Regions from separate parts of the Homo sapiens genome. Here region 1 is linked to region 2. Evidence: chromatin loops called from intact Hi-C (ENCODE). Cell type or tissue: PC-9. All regions are shown on one strand. Links, peaks and the distances in the headings refer to the core of each region. The heading gives the core; the rest is flanking DNA.

Evidence for each region. Hi-C counts contacts between places; a loop is a spot of excess contacts. Peaks named below come from ENCODE experiments on the same cell type or tissue, not always from the same donor. Only the 100,000 strongest peaks of a DNase experiment are listed, where the experiment ranks them.
Region 1: a loop joins it to region 2, with 7 times the contacts of the local background. A loop is called at or near these places in 3 of 110 quality-filtered maps.

Annotation. Positions count from the first base shown.
Region 1 is chr7:80,562,595-80,565,513 of GRCh38, forward strand. No RefSeq gene overlaps it. Among named protein-coding and RNA genes, the nearest start is that of GNAT3, 52 kb to the left of the region's middle. In PC-9, for the core only: no CTCF peak of the experiment used is centred there; a DNase peak (open chromatin) is centred at 1,527; H3K27ac peaks cover 533 bases.
Region 2 is chr7:80,642,225-80,645,143 of GRCh38, forward strand. The region is part of intron 1 of CD36 (CD36 molecule (CD36 blood group)); the gene reads left to right. Among named protein-coding and RNA genes, the nearest start is that of CD36, 5.0 kb to the left of the region's middle. In PC-9, for the core only: no CTCF peak of the experiment used is centred there; a DNase peak (open chromatin) is centred at 1,487; H3K4me3 peaks cover 1,138 bases; H3K27ac peaks cover 1,631 bases.

The DNA.
Region 1 (2,919 bases), core at 228-2,727, 80 kb before region 2:
CTAGCTGCCTTTTAACATTTTTTCTTTCATTTTGACCTTGGAGAATCTGATGACTATGTGTCTTGGGGATGATCTTCTGATGGAGTATCTTACTGGGGATCTCTCCATTTCCTGAATTTGAAAGTTGGTCTTTCTAGCTATGTTGGGGAAGTTCTCATGGATGATATCCTAAAATACGTTTTCCAGGTTGGTTCTGTTCTTCCCATCTCTTTCAGGTACACCAATCAGTCATAGGCTTAGCCTCTTTGCATGATCCCATATGTCTTGGAGGTTTTGTTCATTTTTTTTTCCACTCTTTTTCCCTCTTCTTGTCTGCCTGTCTTATTTCAGAAGGACAGTCTTCAAGCTCTGAGATTCTTTCCTCTGCTTGTTCTATTCTGCTATTAATAATTGTGATTGCATTATGAAATTCTTGTAGTGTGTTTTTTCAGCTCTGTCAGACTGCTTATTTTCTTCTCTATACTGGCTATTTGTCTGTCAGCTCCTGCAATGTTTTATTTTATCTTTCACTTCCTTGCACTGGATTATAGTGTACTTCTGTAGCTCAGTGAACTTTGTTCCTATCCATGTTCTGAATTCTACTTCTGTCATTTCAGCCATCTGAGCCTCAGCCAAATTTTGAACCCTCACTGGAGAGGTGATGCAGTCATTTGGAGGAAAGGAGGCACTCTAGCTTTATTAGTTTTCAGCATTCTTGTGCTGATTATTTCTCATCTCTGTGGGCTTATCTACCTTCAAACTTTGAGGTTGCTGACCTTTGGATGGGTTTTTTTTTCTTTTATCTTATCTGATGACCTTGAGGGTTTGATTGTGATATAAGGTGGATTCAGCTAACTGGCTTCATTTCTGGAGGATTTTAGGGAGTGAACTTTCAGCTCCCAACTCCTGGACTGCATGCTGTAATTCTGGGGGACTTGTATTGAGCCCCGACTTTGTTTTCTGGCTCCTTGAGGTTTGAAGTTTACTATGCCAGGGGGACCAAGGTGACCAAGGTGCAGCAGCCACAACCAAGTGTTAGTGGGTATAGGGGTGCCTGCCTCCCTGTGGGCATTCACCACAGTGGCAGATGCAAGGCAGTTGGAGGGGGAGCGGGTGGTGCCCCGATGGAGACTGTATGCTGTTGCACAGGATGTGGTGTTGGTTTGGGATGGGGTGCTGACCACCTGCGTGGGAGGATCCCCTGTTCTCTGTGCACCATTAGCACAAAAGCAGGGTGCTGGCAGGGATGGGGCTTGCTGGCTGTATGCTCACCAAGGCTCCTTTTGCAATGCTGGTCGACAGGAGTCAGAGGAAATATTGCACTCCCATGTACTGGTGGGGCAATTAAAGCAAAACCCGCCTGTACAAACTTGTGCCAGCAAAGTGATGTGGGGAAATGCCATGGGCACAGGGGAAGCTGCAGTCTGGGGAGAAAATGTGAGGGCTGGTGCATGGCCTTAGGGGTTGCCTTGCTGGAACTCTTCACTGGTCAGGCATGGTTCACTAGCACAGAAGCTATCTATGGTATGGGCCCCCAGGGCACCCAAGACTTCCTTGTAAGTAGGCGTGGCCAGGCTGGGGCCCCAAGAGAGGCCAGCAGACTAAGGAGTTCTCAGGTCAGACCAGCCCTATCTGATGTACAAGACTTCCCCACAGAGATCAGGTTTGATAATTCCCCAAGGGCTAATGTCTTTTATGGAGCAAGTCGAGCCTAGGGGGATGGCCATCCCTGGCCACTTCCCAACTACAAACTCTCCTGCACCAAACCCTCTGGGCACAACATGAGCTGGCTTGCTGATCCATCACTTTACTTGTCTCCTGGGGGCTCAACCCCAGAAAGACACAGGTTAGCAATCGCTCAGTGTAATCAGCCCTGTTCTGTGCTGTGGGCCCAAGCCAGGGGTTCCCTCTCTGGTGACAAGAATTGTGGGTATGTGGGACCCTACTGTGGGAGATGGACTTGCCTTGTCTCTTTGGTTCGACTGCAGCCTATTGGAGGTGTGGACAAGGTACTTAGGGTCTTCGCTCCTTTATTAATTCAAGGGTAGCAAGAATGTTTCCACTGCAGAGGCAGTGGCAGAGAGGCTTTCACTTGCCTCTAAAGGCTCTGTCTGGGGAGCTGCTGAGTTGCTACTGGCTCAGTCACTCTGGCAGAAAGTGGCTAGAGGCCCAGACCTGGAGGACCTGCCTGGTAAGGAGACAGGGGAACAGGTATCCATGTAACAGTCTGGCCACTTTTCCTTAGGGCTGCTGTGCTATGCTGGGGGTCTACTCCAGTCCCTAGTCACCTCAGATTTTCTAGTACCTGGAGATATCATCAATGAAGGCTGTGAGACAGAAAAGATGGCAGCCTGCCCCTCCCTCTGGGAGCTCTGTCCCAGGGAGGTATGGGCCTGTTGTCAGCACAAACACACGTGTAGGAGGTAGCTGGAGACCCAAGTTGGGAGGTCTCACCCAGTCAGGAGAAATGGGGTCAGGGACCCACATAAAAAGGTAGTCTGGCCATGTTTTTGTAAAGCAGCTGTGTTGTGCTTAGGGTCCTCTTCAGCCCCCAGTCACCTCAGACACTCTGAAGCCTGAAGGCTGGAACGGCTAAGTCACCCAAACAGCAAGGATAGAGGCCCACCCTTCTCCCTGGGATCTCTGTCCCAGGGAGGCCTGAAACCTCTGTCAGCTGGAGAAGACTGGTGGGGATAGGTGGAGACCCATTAGGAGGGTCCACCTAGCGATGAGGAATGGGATTGAGGCCTGCTTTAGAAAGCAGTCTGGCCACATTTTTGTAGAGCAGCTGTGCTGTGCTGGGGTACCACTTCTAACCCTGGTCAGCTTGGGCTCTCCAAAGCCTGAAGGCTGGAAAGGCTAAGTTGCCCAAACAGCAAAGATGGTGGCCTGCCCCTCCCTCTGGGAGCTCTGTCCCAGGGAGTCTTTAAATCTCTGTTG
Region 2 (2,919 bases), core at 266-2,765:
GTATCAATATCTTGTCTGTTTCTTATAAAGGACAAGTAACAATTAGTAAAGAATAAAATTTAATCTACAATTAGCAAATGAAATTAATTACCTATTTTCATATATAAGGAGTTGTGTTATTAAGAAAACTGAGTAAGCATAACCCAAATTTTTTTATGCTTTAGACAGCTAAATTTGGTGGAATGGTGGAGACAAACTACATTCTTTCTCTGAAGATAAATATAGGTGGAAAAGCTGTGTGACTACATGTGCTATTTAACATGAACTTTTCTCTTTTGTATTTGGTGCACGTCTTACGTAGTATGGGTGGTTCTCCTTTGCCTCAGGTGAATAAAACTAATTATAATTTTGTCATATGCAGCTTAAGGATAGAGTATGATTATAATAACAATACTTCATTACTCATGGTGTCAAGGCACCGAGTGATAATAAATGAACCCAACTAGTGTCACGTATTTTGCCTATTCTTAGGAAAAAGGTAGAAACTTAAAGTAATAAGAGGCAATCAATCAGTTGAAAATTTGAACAAATAGACAAGTTCAGTTTGTCTAGCTCTTTTTTCAAAATATCAGCACATGGATTGAAGTTTTGTTAGATTAATACTTGTAATTTTGCTTGTATATCATCCTGACCAATGTTAGATTGAGAACTGTCTAACCATAGAATTCAACAGAATAAATTACTTGATACTTCTGTTTTCTAATGTATGTGACTCTACAGCAGTGGGATGTGTACACTATCTCACTTCAGTTTTAAGTTCAAAGCAGACAGAGCTAGGCAGTACCCAGGCCTGTCCATTGCTCAACATATCTAGGCTCAGAGTCCATAGAAGTTATACTAATCAGTTTTCAGGTCTAGAGAGGGAGCCATTGGAGCGCATGCACTACTCCCTGGTTTCTTCAGTGGTTACTGTTGGAACTCTTTACCCCTTGCAGAAACTCTTCTCTGTAGTGCATGGAGCTACTTGATTGAATAAAGAAGAATGATTTGGGAAAAGGCCAGATAGATTCACAACTAGGTTGTGGCATAGAATCTGGAGAAGGGCTAATATATGCACATATACCTATTCTAACAGCAATAGAGTTATAATTTTAAATCATTTTGTATCACATTTGTCAGAGTTGCAAATGACATTAATATTGAATGAGTAATTTTTAGTGAAGTTTATGTGGAACATAAAATAACTTTTCCAGAGAGATAACTTAATCCTTGAGTTATACATGTTTTAAATAGATTTTCATACTATATTAACAAAACTGGAATGTGACACTGGGGGTTTCCTGCTGCATTTTTTATGTGGGCTCATAAAGCTGTGGGTTTCTACAGAGGTTCTCCTAGAGCTTCCTAACAGTGAGGATAAAGAGTGTCAGGCAGGAACAGGAAGACAAAGTTAAGAAACAGAGTCTCTGGGTTTCTTAACTGCTGTGGAATCAGTCATTTTACCTAATGCACTTCCACGTAAGAATTGAAAAACCAGTTCAGCCGCTTAAATTAAAAAATGCTGATCTCATTTTATCATCTCATTTTACGCATGAGGAAATTGAGGTGTAGAGAGATTATGTGGCTTGTCTGCTTTCATTTAGCAAGACAGTGACAAATCAGTCTTTGGTTTAATCTTGTCCCTTCATCTCAATTGAACCAGCTGGGATCGCTATATTTTAATTGCTTCGTTAAGTATAACTTGCAGAAAATATTTGGGGATGGTCTATGAAATGGGCATTCAATAAAATATTATGTACCTAATAAACTACCCTAAATCTCATTATCAGTTCACAACATACAGAACACCAGCATGACATTCTCTAGTTGGCGATTACTGTGGTTGCTTAAAAGATGGTTTCAAGAAAAGTTTCAAGTGCTTTACAATTATGCATTGCAAAGGAAATTCTATTTGACAATATCCAGTCCTGATTACCAGCATTAAATTACTCATTCCATTGCATTAGGACAGCCATGGACAAAGCCATATGAGGTAGCATGGTATACGATTTCCAAGGGCAGGGAAAGCTATTGTTACCACTCCACCCTGAACAATTAATAAAAAGCCAGCCCTACTTGCTCAGTGAGACAGAAAATTCCACAGGAAAAACAAATCACTTGTTTAGACTTATGTGCATTCCCTTTACATTGGAGAAAAATGACACTAAAGAACTAGTCAGTCTTCTTAATCACCAAGACCTTGATGTAAATGAAGTTTATTGCATCCTATGGTTTATACTGGAAAGTATCCTATGTATAAGGGAATAGGCAAAGGGGAATCCCAAAGGTTAAGGGAACATATGTAAATAATAAAATTGCCAAGAAAAATATTTGTAACATTTATTCCTACATTTTGGGGGAAAATATCATTTTCTTATTCTTTTCTTAGCTCTACAGGTAATATTTTTGAAAAACTATATGATTACTAAAGTGGAAGTAAATACTAATAAAATCATAAGAGTGGTACCTCTGTTGCAAGACAGCTGTGGAGGGAAAACCTGAAATTATAACAAACCACAATTATTAATACACTTACAACATTAACAACAATATTCTATGTGCCCTTTTTTGACTGTAGCCTTCATTCCGTTGGCACATATGTTTTCTTTGGCCATGAGCATTTCAAAGTAGAGAATAATTGTTTATAAACTATAAAGCGCATTCTGACTATAAATGACACGCCAACCCCATTATTGACAAAATGTCATTGCAACAACAAAGAAGTTCAAATAAATGTGTTTTCAAATACTAGTTAGAATTAACTCTGATTATTACAGTAGGATCCACTCATTTCACAAACTGTATTCTTTCTTCCAATCTTTTTTTTTTTTTTTGAGATGGAGTTTCACTCTTGTTGCCCAGGCTGGAGTGCAATGGCATGATCTCGGCTCACCGCAACCTCCGCCTCCTGGGTTCAAGCGATTCTCCTGCCTCAGCCTC